Linked DNA regions of Homo sapiens: region 1 is linked to region 2. The links are chromatin loops, found by intact Hi-C in ENCODE. Cell type or tissue: prostate gland. All regions are shown on one strand. Each heading gives the region's core, and the rest is flanking DNA. Links, peaks and the distances in the headings are about the cores only. Region 1 overlaps BHLHE40-AS1 (BHLHE40 antisense RNA 1). Region 2 overlaps BHLHE40 (basic helix-loop-helix family member e40).

Region 1 (8,334 bases), core at 46-8,045, 92 kb after region 2:
CATTTCAGAAGCACCCGGGGAGGCTAAAGGGTAGATTCTAAGGCCAGAAAGAGAGGAGAAGGTCGTAGGCTGGAGACCATGATGAGGAGTGTATACAGAGGGAGAGAGGAGAGATTCCTGCACTTAGAGGCCAAAAGGACAACAATTTGCACTTTTACTTTGGTGTCGGAAAGAACCGTAGTCTCATATGGTTACACGGAAGTGTTTTATGATAATCAGTGAAAAATGAGGAAAATAGTCTCTCTTAGGCTGAGCACCTAGGAAATGAGTGGCTCTTGGCTGTAAGTCAATGAACAGCATTAATATATGCAGTTACCAAGTCATCATTAACACATAAAGCACTGCAGGGTTTCAATCGATTCATCAGAATTCTTGAAAGTCCTATTTTAAGGCAGTTCAAACAGAGGCGAGGCAGCTGAACCTGGTGAGGCTGCCAGGAACAGCGAGTTCTGCCTCTGAATTTGCTCCTGACTCAGTGCCTGACCTTGGGCAAGCACTCAACGTCTCACTATCTCAGTTTCCTCAGCCATAAAATGGGGATAACAGACCTTAGCCACCTCATAGGAGTGTCATAAATGTCTGCAAAAACCTTTCAAGGTAAGTGCTCCTGGAAACGGACAAGGTGGGGAGGGTTCTTTTTCAATCGTCTAGGCGGGAAAATGAGGTTATCAAAATTAAAATAGGAGACTACTTTGTGAAACAGAAATGATTGTGGATAAATGATGCAAAGCCGACAGATGATTAAAGGTACCCATAGTCTACCAGTTAAAATCTCTGTCAGGATTTTCTAAATTAACGTCAGGACATCTTCTTTGTTGTTGTTTAAGGATGGAAGAGAATATTAAAAATCAGACAGGACCACCTTAGGGTATGTGGTCTCACATATCTGTTCTATTTGCTTTTTCGAAGCTTAGAATATTCTGCTCAATTCTCTGGGTATTACTCAGTTATAAAGGTGCAGAGGGATGCATCTCCTTCTGCACTTTCTTTACTCTGTAGATTTTCCTAATCTGTCCTAGAGAGGGACTGTGGCAGGGTCTGCAGACAGAAGGGCTGCCTTGTAGCCAGCCATCTTTGTATGACCTCTGCCATTGGCCGTTGGTGGCCGAGAAAGACACTGAAGTCTCTCGAGAAAGCTGAAGACCCAACCCTGAGATGTACCCACACTGCACCTGGAGCAGACAATTGGGCTAGAAGACAAGTTCTGCTCTGCTCTGGAAAGTGTGAGTGGTAAAATATTTATTAGGATCCTGCTGAGAAGACTTGCCATTTTAACCTTCTCTCTCTCTCTCTCTCTCTCTCTCTCTGTCTCCTTTTCTTTCTTAAATAAATTTTTACCTTACAGTTGTCCAGAGAGGAAAGACAGGCCAAAATAGTTCAGTATGCTGTCTTACTGGGAGGACAACAGCTTAAGCCACAAAGCCCTGAGTTTGACCCTAGAACTCTGTGGCTACTGGTGACTCATCTTGAAAATTATCAGATTGAATCTTCTCTACCGGTTTGATAACAACTGATGAGTGGAAAAAGAACGCCAATCAAATGTGCATGCTTAATAAGCAGCCTCCTTATTCCCCTCTGCAGATTTGTGCTTGGATCATCTACACTTCCCTGAATGTTGAAGAAGATATGCTATCCATGCAATCCTTGTCGACTGCTTGATTAAAAAGTGGATAAACTGTCTTCAGGCCCTTGGAGTATGGTGTCTGTGTGAAGAAGGGAATGAGGCAGAAGTAGCAGTCAGTGGTGGCTGAAGTAGGAGAAAGTGCTTGCTAATGAAATCTTGATTTTTCTGTGGCTTTTCTGTGCAATTGGGTGGCTAAGTAGGAAAGCCATTGGAGCTTCACTGTATCAATTCTGCCTTTCTTGTTTTTTGGAACTCCAATTCACCAAGGCTCCCTGCCACCCTATCCATCTATAACTTTTCATCACTTTTTCCTCAAAGTAAGAAGTGTGTCCCAGAAAATGTGCCTTTGTGACTCAGCAACATTTCAAATCCATCTGAGCCTTCCCAGCGTTCCAAAAGAAATACTGATTTGAATTCAGCTGCTTAAAAAACCAGTCTCTAAGCAGACAGCTTGAAACTTCCTTACAGCAATAGTTTAGGCTTTGGAGGGGAAATTGGTTTGTTTTTAATTGTTTTAATTTTTCATTCAATTCATTTGCCGCCTGATTATATATGATCTTTTGAGCCCAATACTCTGCTAAATTAACCTTGACTTTCTTTCTCTCTTTCTCTCTCTCTCCTTCTCTCTTTCTTCCTTTCTTTCTTTCTTTTTGACAGAGCCTTGCTCTGTCGCCCAGGCTGGAATGCAGTGGCACAATCTCAGCTCACTGTAAACTCCGCCTCCAAAGTTCAAGCAATTCTCCTGCCTCAGCCTCCTGTGTAGCTGGGATTACACACGCCAGCCACCATGCCTGGCTAATTTTTGTATTTTTAGTAAAGATGGAGTTTCACCCTCTTGGCCAAGCTGGTCTCGAACTCCTGACCTCAACCTTGGCCTCTCAAAGTGCTGGGATTACAAGCATGAGCCACCATGCCTGGCCTTACCTTGATTTTTTTTTTTTGAGACAGAGTCTCACTCTGTTGCTCAGGCTGGAGTGTAGTGGCTCGATCTTGGCTCACTGCAACCTCCATCTCCCGGGTTCAAGAGATTCTCCTGCCTCAGCCTCCCAAGTAGCTGGGACTACAGGTGTGGGCCACCACGCCTAGCTAATTTTTTATATGTTTACTAGAGACAGGGTTTCACCATGTTGGGCAGGCTGGTCTTGAACTCCTGACCTCAGGTGATTCACCTGCCTCGGCCTCCCAAAATGCTGGGATTACAGGTGTGAGCCACCACACCCGGCCCCTACCTTTGATTTTTAAGTCAAGAGGGAACAAGTCGAAATTTCTATTCAGGTAAACTGTATACCTTTGGACACTGAATCACTTTTAGAACCCCAGTAAAAATCATGTATGAATGACCCACAATTTCACTCCAACAGGAAGGTGTGTATATGTGCACAAAAACATTAGATTGTTCACACCGGTGCTATTCATAATAGTCAAAAACTGGAAACAACTCAAACATCCATCAACTGTAGAATGGATAAATAAATCATGATATATTCATACCATGGAACATAACAGTGACAATAAATGAACCACTGCTACACACAACAGATATGAATTTCACAAACAGAATGCTGAGCAACAGAAGCCAAACACAGAAGGATACACATTTATAAATCCATTTGTATGAAGTTCATAAACAGACAAAATTAGTCAGTGGAGATTATTCTCATAGAAGTCTGAAGGGTAGTTGTCTTTAGGGAGGGGGATATAGTGACTGAGGTGGGTATAAGGGGTTTCTGGGGTTTGGTGATGGTACACCAGCATATTCACTCTGAAAACTCATTGAGCTGTGCAATAATGATTTTTCAAACTTTTATATGTGTATGATAATGCTTCAATAAAGCTTTGCTTAAAAACACGCATAGTCATTGCTATGGTGTGAATGTTTGTGTGCCCCCGTTCACCAAATTCATAGGTTGAAATCCTAACCCCCAAGGTGATGATATTAGGAGTTGAGGTATTTGGTGATGATTAGATCATGAAGGTGGGGCTCTCATGAATGAGATTCATGCCCTTATGAAAGAGGCCAAGGGAGCTGGTTCACCCCCTTCTGCCACGTGAGGACACAGTGAAAAGATGGCCATCTATGAACCAGTAAATGGGTTCTCACCAGAGACAGAATCTGCCAGCACCTTGGTCTTGGACAGGTCAGCCTCCAGCAGAGTAAGAAAATTAAATTCTATTTATAAGCCACACAGTTTATGGTATTTTACTACAGCAGCCCAAATGGACTAAGAGAGTCATTATTATCAGGTATAGTTTAGTGTTACCACTTTTCATCAGAATGAAACTGATCAAATATTGTGTGAATGCTTTTGAGGTGCAAATGATAGGAGACCCAACTCAAAATGATCGAAGGGATTGGAAAACTTTTCCTTTAAAGGAATAAATAGTAAAGATTGTAGTTTCTGCAGGCCATGTGGCCTCTTGTCTTAACTACTCTGTGTTGTTGCATGAAAACACCCATAAACAATGGGTAAACAACTGAACATGCCAGGGTTCCAATAAAACTTTACCTGCAAAAACAAGTGGTGAGCAGGATTTGTAGTTTGCTGACCTCTAGTTTAAACAATCACTGAATTTACCATCATACTAGTAACAAGAAGTTCCAGGCAACGTAAGCTTCAGGGTTAGTTGATTCAGCAGCTTCACATCTCAATCCAGGAACTCAATTCATTCCATCTGCTTGCTCAGCTTTGTGCGGGCTGTGTTCCCAGTCTTGGTCTCTCCCGGTCATGAGATGACCACAGCCCCCCACACATCATGTCTTCACATAAGAGTGTCTAAAGGCCACAAATGTCTCTTTCCTGTGTCCCCTTTCTAGGAGCATGGAAAGCTTTCTTTCTTTCTTTCTTTCTTTCTTTCTTTCTTTCTTTCTTTCTTTCTTTCTTTCTTTCTTTCTTTCTTTCTTTTTTTTGAGACAGTCTTGTTCTGTCACCCAGGCTTGAGTGCAGTGGCGTGATTTTGGCTCACTACAACCTCCACCTTCTGGGTTCAAGCGATTCTCTTGCCTCAGCCTCCAAGTAAGTAGCTGGGATTACAGGCACCCGCCACCATGCTCGGTTAATTTTGTATTTTTGGTAGAGACAGGGTTTCACCATGTTGGTCAGGCTGGTCTCAAACTCCTGTCCTCAGGTGATTGGCCCATCTGCAGCCTCCCAAAGTGCTGGGGTTACAGGCCTGAGGCACCGCGTCTGGCAGGGAAAGCTTTTTTAGATGCCTCCTAAAAGATTTGATTCACTTCCTAAGACTGAGAAAGCAGGTGAGGTGTGTGTGTGAGTGGTTGTTTTTAGGCAGGCAACCCACATCGTGATCTGCATTCATTTCCTATTGCTATGTAACAAATTGCCACATAGCTCGCAGCTTAAAACAACATACAAACTACCTCCCAGTTTCTGTGGCTCATCCAAGCAACGCTTGAGGTCCTCCATGCAGGGTCTCACAAGGCCACAATCAAGGTGTCACGAGGCTTTTCTTCTGGGGCGTGGAATCCTCTTTCAAGCCTATGTAGTTGTTGGCAGAATCCAGTTCCTTGCAGCTGTGGGATGGAGGTCCCTGTTTTCCTGCTGGCTGTCAGCTGGGGGTCACTCTTGGCTCCTAGAAGCCACTCACAGTTCCGTGCCCACCACATGCCCCTCGCCATGAGACACCTCACTTCTTTAAGCTCAGCTGGAGAATGGCTCTATCCAATTTGCTAAGAGGGTCTCATATAATGTAATCTAATCAAAAGAGTGAAATGGATTATATTCACAGGTCCTGACTGCAGTCGAGGGAGGGGGATTAAACAGCACACAGGAGCACCCCCAAGAGACCCAACTCAAAATGGTTTAAGCCAGAGGCTGCAAACTTCCTACAAAGGGACAGATAGTACAGATTGCAGGTCTTTCAGGTCATCCAGCTTCTCCTCTCAACTACTCTGTGTTGTAGCACAAAAGCAGCCATAGATAATACATAAAAGCAAATGGACATGTCTGTGTTCTTTTTTAAAATTATTTTTATTTTTTGAGACGGAGTCTTGCTCTGTTGCCCAGGTTGGAATGCAATGGCACAATCTCAGCTCACTGCAACCTCTGTCTTCTGGGTTCAAGCGATTCTCCTGCCTCAGCCTCCTGAGTAGCTGGGACTACAGGTGCGGGCAACTACACCTGGCTAATTTTTGTATTTTTACTGGAGACAGGGTTTTGCCGTGTTGGCCAGGTTGGTCTTGAACTACTGTCCTCAAGGAATCTGCCCACCTCAGCCTCCCAAAGTGTTGGGATTACAGGCGTGAGCCACTGTGCACAGCAACATGGCCGTGTCCTAATAAAACTCAAGTGAACTTGGAGGCCATCCCAGAATTCTGCCTAATGATAGCTCTCACCTGAAAAATTAAATCAGATAATATAACAGTAGAACACTACACACTTAGAAGAGGAAATATGCTGTATTTGGCATATTCTTTGCTTGGAGGATAGACATTTAAAACACAGCTCCTTAAAACACAAAGTTTTTTTTTGTTTTAACTTTTATTTTAGGGGTACATGTGATGGTTTGTTACATAGGTAAACTCATATCACTGGGGTTTGTTGTACAGATTATTTCATCACCCAGGAATTAAGCCCAGTACCCAATAGCCATCTTTTCTAATCCTGTCCCTCCTTCCACCCTCCACCATCGAGTAGACCCCGGAGTCTGTTGTGTTCTGAAGACCCCAGTCCTTCTTTGTGTTCATAGGTTCTCATCATTTAGCTCTCACTTATAAATGAGAACATGTGGTATTTGGTTTTTTGTTTCTGCATTAGTTTGCTGAGGATAATAGCCTCCACCTCCATCCATGTTCCCCCAAAAGACATGGTCTCGTTCTTTTTTATGGCTGTGCCGTATTCTATAGTGTGTATGTACCACATTTCTTTATCCAATCTGTCACTGATGGGCATTTAAGTTGACTTTGCTATTGTGAATGTAAAAATGTTTTTGTTAGTGTGAAGAGTGCTGCAATGAACATTCATGTGCATGTGTCTTTGTGGTAGAATGATTTCTATTCCCCTGAGTATATACCCAGTAATGGGATTGCTGGGTTGAATGGCAGTTCTGCTTTTAGCTTTTTGAGGAATCGCCATCCTGCTTTCCACAATGGTTGAACTAATTTACACTCCCATGAACAGTGTATAAGCATTCCCTTTCCTCTGCAACCTCACCAGACTGTTGTTTTTTTACTTTTTAATAATTGCCATTCTGACTGGGTGTGAGATGGTATCTCATTGTAGTTTTGATTTGCATTTCTCTAATGATCAGTGATATTGAGCTTTTTTCATGTGCTTTTTGGCCACATGGATGTCTTCTTTTGAAAAGTGTCTGTTAATGTTCTTTGCCCACTTTTTAATGGGGCTCATAAACACAAAGTTAACCTGAAAGTCCTGAAGAATCAATTTTTTAGTTTTGCTCTTGTTGCCCAGGCTGGAGTGCAATGGCGCAGCCTCGGCTCACTGCCTCCTGGGTTCAAAGGATTCTCCTGCCTCAGCCTCCTGAGTGGCTGGTATCACAGGCACGCACCACGATGCCTGGCTAATTTTTTATTTTTAGTAGAGATGGGGTTTCACCATGTTGGTCAGGCTGGTCTTGAACCCCTGACCTCAGGCGATACACCCTCCTCGGTCTCCCAAAGTGCTGGGATTACAGGCATGAGCCATTGCGCCCAGCCTGGATTCTGGCTTTTACTCTATGCTTCAAAGCATACTCCAAGATTATATTTAAAGATTATCTAATGGCTTATTCTAGTGCTCTCATGATTTTATTTCCCTTTTGCTCTTTCTAAAAATGTTAATTCATCTGGAATTTATCATGGTGAAACATGTAAGGCTTGGATACAACTTTCTCATTTTTTTCCCCAGAGGGCTACTCAGTTGCTCTGACATTGTTTATTGAACAGACTATCCTTTTCCATTGGTAAGTGGTGGCATTTTATCATATACTAAATTTCTTTTTGTATTTGAGTCAATTTCTGGACTTTGCATTTATAATTCATCGAGTTGCCTTGTCTATTCATATACCATACCCTTTTACTTTTAGAGCTTTATACTATATTTTAATATCTGATACAACTAAAAAACCCTTGTTTTTTTATTTTCAGGATTTCTGAATATTCTTGCTTCTTTATTTTTCCATATTATAATGAGCTTGTATAGTTTTTAAAAGTCCTTTTTTAAAATTGAGCTTTTGCATTATAGATTGGGAATAATTGACATCTTTACATAGTTAAGTCTTTTTATCTAAAAATACATACATCCTTCCATTAGTTCAAGTTTTCTTCTGTGATCCTCAGTGGCATTTTAAAGTCTTTTCATATAGCTCTTGTTCACTTCTTAAGCTTAGGAATTTAGTCTTTTTGTTCTACTATAAATAGGGCCCTTCTATTTTTAACCCCATGTTGTTTCAACGATTCTTAAAAGCCAAAAAAAGCATTTATTCTATCTTAATAAATGAACTTTCGTAAACATATAAGTAGCAATAGGACTTGTAAGTTAGTTCTGTCCTAAATAGTTCACTGGTTGGAAGAAAACAAACAAAAACCTTTCCCAAATTCATGCAAGTAAAATGATATTAAGAATACATTAAAATGTCTCTTCTTAAGACCTTTTTTTTTTTTTTTTTTTTTTTTTGGTAGAGACAGGGTCTGGTCATGTTGCCCAGGCTGCTCTCAAACACCTGTCCTCAAGCAATTTCCCCACCTCATCCTCCCA
Region 2 (8,333 bases), core at 334-8,333:
CAGCAATTCCATGTGGGAGTTTACCCCATAAATACTGTTATACGCTTGCAAAATGACCTGTGTATAAAATTACTCATTGCAACCCTGCTGGTGATAGCAAAAGATAAAAAATAATCCAGATGTTCATAATAGGGAACTAGTCAAGTAAATTATAGGACATCTATACAATGAGATACGCACAGTTGTGAAAAAGAATTAAAAGCCTTTCTATGTATTCACGTGGACAGCTCCTCAAGACATACTAAGTGCAGAAGAGTGTGAACAGCATGCTATTTTTGTGTGGAAAAAGGGGACAAATGACAGCCCACATCCATATTTATATGCACATGCCTAAATAAACTCTATTTTAAAAAACATTATTATTATTTTTTGAGACAGGATCTCACTCTGTCACCCAGGCTGGAGTGCAGTAGCAACGATCATGGCTCACTGCAACCTAGGCTCAAACTATCCTCCCACCTCAGCCTCCTGAGTAGCTGGGGTTACAGGCATGCACCACCACACCCTCGTAAGTTTTTAATCGTTTGTGGAGATGGGATCTTGCCATGTTGCCCAGACTGGTCTTGAACTCTTGGGCTCAAGTGATCCTCCCACCTTGGCCTTCCAAAGTGCTGAGAATACAGGTATGAACCAACATGCCTGGCCAATAAACTCTAAAGTAGTTAAAATAGTGCCTACTTGCCTGCTTGTGGGTGAGTTTGGTGAAGGCATAGAGACCAGGATGATGGATAGGGACAGGGAACAATTTCTTTTTTCAGATCACTTTTTTTTTTTTTTCTTTTTTGAGACGGAGTCTTGCTCTCACCCAGGCTGGAGTGTAATGGCGCGATCTCGGCTCACTGCAACCTCCTCCTCTCGGGTTCAACTGATTCTCCTGCCTCAGCCTCCCGAGTAGCTGGGACTACAGGCGCCCACCACCATGCCTGGCTAATTGTTGTATTTTTAGTAGAGACTGGGTTTCACCATATTGGCCAGGCTGGTCTCAAACTCCTGACCTTGTGATCTGTCCTCCTTGGCCTCCCAAAGTGCTGGGATCACAGGCATGAGCCACCGCACCCGGCCTCTGATCACTTTTTATATTTTTTAATTTTGAAAACAATCTATATTCTTATTTAGAGAACTAGTCTAAAAAATTGCCTTTTTATACTGTTAAATATTTTTAGGTATGATAATATTATAGTAATTTTATAACACTTATCTTTTAGAGATATATACTAAATATTTTAGAAATATTTACAAATGAAATTATATGATATCTGGATTTGCTTCAAAATAATACATGAGCAGGGGAAGTGGATGGGTATATATTACAGATGAAACTGACTTGGGCATGAATTAATGACTAATGAAGCTGGGAGACTGATAAGTGGAGGGTTCATTATGCTATTCTATCTACTTAAAAGAAAATTTATTGAGGTGAAATCTACATATAATTAACCATTTTAAAGTGAATAAGTCTATGCCATGTATTACATTCACAATGCTATGCAACCCCCCATGCCTAGTTCCAAAATATTTCTATCACTCCAAAGTGAAATCCCTGTACCCGTTTTATTCCCATTGTCTCCCTCCCTCATCCCTTGGCAACCATCAGTCTGTATTGTGTCTCTATGGATTTATTTATTCTGTATATTTCATATGAGTGGAACCGTGTAACGTGACTTTTTGCCAGCCTTCTTTCACTTAGCATAATGTTTTTGAGATTCATCCGTGTTGTAGCATATACCAGTACTTTATTAATTTTTTGCGGCTCTATAATACCTCATTGTATGTATACACCACAATTTGTTTATCCATTTATCTGTTGATTGACATTTAGGTTGTTTCCACCTTTTGACTCTTGTGAACAGTGCTATGAACACATGTGTCCATATATTTGTTTGCGTTCCTGTTTTCAATTCTTTTGGGTATATAACTCTTAGAAATGGCATTGGGTAATATGGTAATTCTATATTTAACTTTTTGAGGAAATGCCGAACTTTTTTCTATGGTAGTTTCATCATTTCACATTCCCACTGGCAATATACAAAAGCTTCAGACTTCTCCACATCCTCGACAACCTTTGTTATTTTCCATTGTTTTGTTGTTATTATTATTAATATCATACCCATCCTAGAGGGTGTGAAGTGGTATCTCACTGTGGTTTTGATTTGCATTTCCCTGATGACTAATGACATTGAACATATTTTTATGCACTTGTTGGCCATTTGTATATCTTCTTTGGAGAAACATCTATTGTTGTTTCTACTTTTGAATATGTTTTAAATTCTCCACAGTAAAAGAGATATAAAATATTAGATATTTTATTTAAAACTTTAAGAAACAGTTGTTTTGTTTTGTTTTTTTTTTTTCCATCTGAGAAGAGAGTGGTTTTTCCCTCCTTCTTCTCCTGCTTGGATTCCCCTGAGACCCTTGCCTAGTTCCCACCCCCACATCCCCATCCATAATTCGGTTTCAAAAAAACATATTTGCTCTTCCAACAAATAAGCACAAGTTTATTCCCTTTTGCCTCCTCAAAGGTGGGTGTGGGCGTGGGAGAACAGGGCCAGGACTTAGGGTGAGCAGAGGCTGGTTGCCCTACTTCCTTTGGTCCCAGCCTGAGGCTGGCACCCCTACCCAGCAGCCTTGTGACACCCTCATGTCCCACCTCCACATCTTTGCTGAGAATCCCCAGGGAAGGGAGGGCCCCATCTATAGTGGAAGAAACCTTCTGGGCCCAAATCCAGCCACATCACAAGACTGGATGGCCCAGCCGCGAGACGAGCATGTCAGTGGCTTCCATGGCCAATGGGAGAGGCTTCACCCGGCTCATGTTCTGCTGTGGTTGTCGGGCCAAACAGATGGCTGGGGATAAACAGGGGGTGGTGCTGGGTGGGGTGTGTGTTGGGGTGGCTTTGAATGGCCTCAGCCTCCCTCTGGATCCTAGGGAAAGAGGCCAGTGAGGTGAAGGCAGTGCTTGAGGAAGGGGCTGTCATTGGTGGCCTTCAAAACTTGTTTGTGATGTCTTTTCAGCAATAAAACTCTTGTTCAAACAAACGATTACAGTGGTAAGACACGAAAAGGAAGCTGTTCCTGCTGATGAAGGGTGAGAAACCTGGAGCCTTCCCTCCCTCCACGCCACGTGGCAGACACCTCAGGGAATGCTGGGTCTCAGGAGAACATGCCGATCCCGTTAACACACAGTCTTCATATGAAACCATGTGGGAACTCAACACATGCTGTCTCCTCTCTAACCTGAGATCCTGGCCCTGTTCCACAAAGCGAGGCAGCCTCTTATATACCCCTCACAAACCAAGTACTGGGGTGGTGGCCAAAGGGGAGAGACAGGCTAGGGTGTGGGTGGGCCGAAGAAATCTGAGAGGGACAGGAGCTGCGGTGGCCTGGTCTCTGAGCCTGCAGAGGCTCCCTTCCAGAGAGAGAGCTTGGAACTCAGTCTCTGCCTCCCTCCTTCTCTCCCTCCCTCCAGCAGAACTGCCCTGCCCCAGGGGGTTCATACCTCGCTAGTCCCCTAGGCCTACACCTTTCCTAATCTTAGGAGAGACATAAGAAAAGGAATCTCTCCCCTTCCCCGCAGAATACTTTTTTTTTTTTTTTAAACAGGGTCTCTCTCTGTCACCTGGCTGGAGTGCAGTGGCGCAATCATGCTCACTGCAACTCTGCCTCCTGGGCTCAAGTGATCCTCCCACCTCAGCCTCCCAAGTAGCTGGGACCACAGGCATGCACCACCACGCCTGGCTAATTTTTGTATTTTTTGTAGAGATGGGATTTCGCCATGTTGCCCAGGCTGGTCTCAAACTCCCAGCCTCAAGTGATCCTCCCACCTAGGCCTCCCAAAGTGCTGGGATTACAGGCATGAGCCACCGTGCCTGGCCCACAATACTTTGGTATAGTTGCTTCAAGCCCAGATTCTGGTTCTTCGCACAGTCAACCTATAGGGTGCCCCCCCACCGCCCCCCCCATAGTCCTTGATAGTCATGCTGGGTTAGTTTCTCTAACCAGAGGATGGGCCCATTCTTCGCTGTGAGATGGTGTGTGGGGACATCGGTAAGGAACAAATAAAGACTTGGGCAAATAACTTTATTCTGAGGTTGGTTATCTCAGCCACAGGCTGAGCATCATAGTACCTATTCCGCAGGGCTATTTGGAGGATTAAATGAGATAATGTGTATCAAAGCCCAACATGACAGGAGCTCAGCGTAGAAGCAGTTCCATACCAGAAAAAAGGATGGCTTTGTCCCTTAGGTGTCGTGTCACCTCAGATAAGGCATTTCCCCTCTTTGAACTCCAGTTTCCTCATTTGTAAAATGAGCATGTTTAAAATTTTTTTTACTTAAAAAAGGGGCATATTAATATCTACCCTTCACAGTTGCTATAAGTAGAGGCGATTCACATGACGTGGTTGATACCTGGCACAAAGAAAGTACTCAAAACAGGATAGTAATAATTGTAATTATTACTACTTTTACTATTATTAACTTAACTAGAAGGGCAGTGTGGTTTTATAGTTAAGCACATAAACTTTGCAGCCAAATTTCCTAGGTTTAACTTACAAGTCATCAATGGAGCTGTGTGACTTTGAGCAAATTACTTAACCTCTCTGTGCCTACAGTTCATTAACTGTATACTAATTTACCTACTTCATGGCCTTGCAGTGATAAAGAAGTTATTGTATGTAGAGCACTTTGCAGAGTGCCTGGCAAATAGTAAATGCCACAAACACATTTGCTGTAATTATTCTTAGTAATAAATATCCATATTTGTACTATTATAGTCATTAACAACTCGGCTCTGTGAAAGCCTTCTCCTTGGATCCAATTAAGGGACCCACAAACCAACAGATCCACCATCCTACAAAAGGTTTAGCCCCCTCAGAAGCTGTGTGACCTCGGGCTAGTTACCTCTCCTCTCTGAGCCTGCTTTTATTTATCTACAAAATGTGAATTGTAATAGTACCCATAATGATACTTCTAGGTTGTTTGACGTGCATTAGTGAGCGATGACCCGTGGGAAGCTTCTAGCTTCTAGTCAATTAAGCCCTGGTCCCCGTGCTCTGCCTAAATCCAGCTCCCTACCCCACCCAGTCCTCCCTCCCCACCGCCGACGGGGAGCGCTCGAATTCCCTCCTGCTGGGCGCGAGGGAGGGGGGGCGTCCCGTGCCCGCTGCCAGGCCCTAGTTCTGGGGGCCGAGCGATCCCAAGGCCTTGCCGAGCTTCCCCGGGGATCAGGTTTCTGCTGACGCGGTGCCAGGCACGTCTGCTTCCAGGAACCGGCAGCCGCTTTTAGCCGCGGGCCGCACATGAAAGGGCTGCAGTCGGAAACGTGACGTTGTGTCAACAGGCGGGGCAGGTCAGCGCTGGGTGAGACCATCCCGGCAGGCCCGGCGGATCACGCCCTGTCTGAAGGCGGCCAGATGCCCAGCCTCCGCTCCCCTGCCTCCTGCCACCTCTCCTTGGCCCCGGAGCCAGCGCTTCGCCCCCTGACACTCACACACCCCGCTTTTTAAACAGAAGTCCTCTTTGTCCGCAGTGGGCATTAGGCTGGGGTGCGCGCCCCTCCCCCGCACCTCCCTCTGAGCGCATTTGGATGCCGCTAGAACTGGGCTAGAAGAGAGGTTAAGGGCGAGCTGGAAGCAAAAAATGAAGTGGAGGGACAGCTGCAACTTGAGGCGCTGTTTGACAGGGGCAGGTTCCCATAGCGGGATTCTGGGTTGACTGTGTGTGGAACCCTCAAATCTTTTTTTTTAGTTCAGGTTGCTCCAACCACTTCCTCCTTTCCCCAAAGCTACTCCTCCTGCAGTGGCCTGGGAAAAAGAGAGGGTTATGCAAAAAGAGTTTGGTCTTGATTTTTCAACCCCCGGCTATATCACCAGGGTAAGTTTGATTTGTTGGGTTTTTTCCAAAAAAGTCTAGCTAGAGAGGTCTGGCAACTCATGGAGCAATTGAGGTGTTTCACAGGCATGAGACCTGGAAGCCCAGGCGTTGGGCTGGGAGAAAGAGTGGCTTACAGAATTTGCCATCTGCCTGCTCTGGGACTTGTGAGAAGGGCTCGGAATTCTTATTTTATCTAGTCAAAAGCAGGCGTGGAGAGGGAGGTGATAGACCACCAGCTATTGATGCCAGGCTTCCACCTCCTGGTCCCGGCTCCTTGCACAACAGCCTGTGGCCTGGGGACAGTTACGTGCATTCCATATGCATCCAGCACAAGCAGACAATGCTCACTTTCACCTGCTGGCCCATCAGGAGACAGGGAAGGTGACATGTGAAGCAAACAGTCTTCATGGTCAGGTGGAGCCTCTGCCTGGCTAAGAAATCCCTAGGGGCAGCTTCCCTGCTGTACTCCAGACAACCAGGGAGTCCTGGCAGACTGGGATGCTTTGGGAGCCGGAGCGTGTTGAGTCAGGCGCTGGCCATCAGGAAACATCAGGACACCTCTGACAGGGAGTATCCCACAGGAATGTTGCAAATCAAGGCAAAGGAGAGAGGCAAAAATACACGACAGGGTCATTTCCCACCTTTCCCATGGAATTTTTTTTTTTTTTTTTTAAATAAGAGCACTTGTCGAAGGAACACCCAATATGCATTCACGCACAAACATACCGGAGAGGAAGTCCAGGAAGGATGTAGAAAATAATTATGGAATGTTGCCTCCAGCAGGAATAAGACAGGATATGGCAAATCCATTAGACCTTGCTAGATTTGAAAAAGCTAGACTGCTTTGGCAAAGAGGTGCTATCCTAGCATCAATTAGTATTGCATAATAATCCAGTAAATCTTTTCTCAATGTGCCTCTCCCTCCAGCAGGCTCCCCAGACACTGCTGCCCACGGTGTCATACCTTGGTTTTCTGTCAAGTTCCAAGGACCACGATGAAAGCAGGCAGGGGAAAATATGCTTTTTACTTAACTCTGGAAAGAGGTAGAGGATGATCATGAACCCCTGGCAAGGGTTAAACAAAAATTGAACCAATATTTACCTGCCAGGTTGACTAAGCTTATTCTGATTGAATACAAAGCACATGAAAAGCTGAATGAAATTACACTGAGATTAACTGGTTTGCTTCAGCCAAGAAAGAAGGACATGGGAGTCAGCCATATCACACCAAGTGAGCTATTTTAAAAAACTCAGGAGACCATCTTTCTCTTCCACAGGAAAAGAATTATTTTATTAAGTATTTTAAAACAACTACTTAACATTTACTCATAGATAAAAATATTTACAATTTTACACCTTCAGGAAGGCTCCAAAATATAAACACTGTACCTCTCCCTAGAGAAAAAAAAAATTATTCTTCTCTTCAAAAACAGGAATACATTCATTTTTTCTCACTGTGTGAATCAAGTAATTATACAAATAAACATCTGAAACATTTTCCTTTTTAATATATTTATATAATATATATTTATAACAGCTTTACAAATAAAGGCAACGACTTAATACCAAAATAAAAACAGGAAAAGAAAAAGTTAAAACACGATCAGCAATCAGGCATAGTGCATTTTGAAAAGCTGCTGCGGAGCTGGCTGGACACATCGGGAAAACAAGTACTCTGGACCAAAAATAAAACTTCTTTGAAGGAGACGGAATCCTTTTTAGCAATAAGGACACTCCATATGCCGTTGGGCAAGAGGAATTAGCCTACAGAAAGGATCTGGCGGTGCCAAGGCTTGGTTAGGCCTTTGAGAAGCTAAGCTTGGTTAAAAGGAGTTTTAGGATGGAATTGAAAACTGAGTCTAGTTCTGTTTGAAGGGGGCAGCTTTTTACTCAGCTTTGTGCACTTTGGGGTGCTCGCTCGGGGTGTCCGCATTTCTCAGACCTTGGTTTGGTTCCCTGCACAGTAAGTACTAATGGTTAGGCCTAGAAACAGGTGCCAGAAGCCCAGGGAACTCCTCCCTCCCTCCGGGGCAGCTCAGCTTGTACAAGGGGCCCATTTTCAGTTCCTTAGTAAGCTAATCACTACGAAAGCCTGAGTAGGGAACTACATTCTCTTTATTCTTCCGAGGCAGGGGTGGGGAGCAGACCTGCGGAAACCTCCCCAAACCACTACCGTGCTATGCCAGTGCCTGCTACCTCCCCATGTTAGCAGAAAGCTCGGTCTGACTGCTCTCTCTCCCCGACGTCTGGTGAGTCACGTCGACAATAAAGGCAAAAGGGTGGGGTCCTAACAGCTGGTTGGGAGCTGAGCCCTGGAAAGCCCTCTTTTGAAAGTACCTTCTGATCAAAGCCACAGACCCAGCTCCCAAACTGAAGAGTGACTCACAGACCAAGACTTTGAAGCTTTTGAAAATCCAGCTGATGTGTATCGAAGGGGGCTATTCTCTGGGTGGGGAAAAGCCCA

Evidence for each region. A loop is a pair of places that touch in the nucleus more often than their neighbours do. Peaks named below come from ENCODE experiments on the same cell type or tissue, not always from the same donor. Only the 100,000 strongest peaks of a DNase experiment are listed, where the experiment ranks them.
Region 1: a loop joins it to region 2, with 2.1 times the contacts of the local background. A loop is called at or near these places in 22 of 110 quality-filtered maps.

What each region holds. Positions count from the first base shown.
Region 1 is chr3:4,891,947-4,900,280 of GRCh38, reverse strand. BHLHE40-AS1 (BHLHE40 antisense RNA 1) reads left to right here. Exons shown (of 3, transcript NR_125916.1): 3 at 1,582-3,472. Among named protein-coding and RNA genes, the nearest start is that of BHLHE40, 83 kb to the left of the region's middle. In prostate gland, for the core only: no CTCF peak of the experiment used is centred there; a DNase peak (open chromatin) is centred at 4,270; H3K27ac peaks cover 4,550 bases.
Region 2 is chr3:4,983,981-4,992,313 of GRCh38, reverse strand. It overlaps BHLHE40 (basic helix-loop-helix family member e40), which reads right to left. Exons shown (of 5, transcript NM_003670.3): 5 at 6,991-8,333. Among named protein-coding and RNA genes, the nearest start is that of BHLHE40-AS1, 8.2 kb to the right of the region's middle. RefSeq lists enhancers at 2,713-3,213, 4,831-5,728, 5,729-6,626, 7,615-7,674, 7,685-7,744 and 1 more. In prostate gland, for the core only: a CTCF peak has its summit at 5,174; DNase peaks (open chromatin) are centred at 2,773, 3,143, 5,263, 6,311 and 2 weaker places; H3K4me3 peaks cover 1,583 bases; H3K27ac peaks cover 6,435 bases.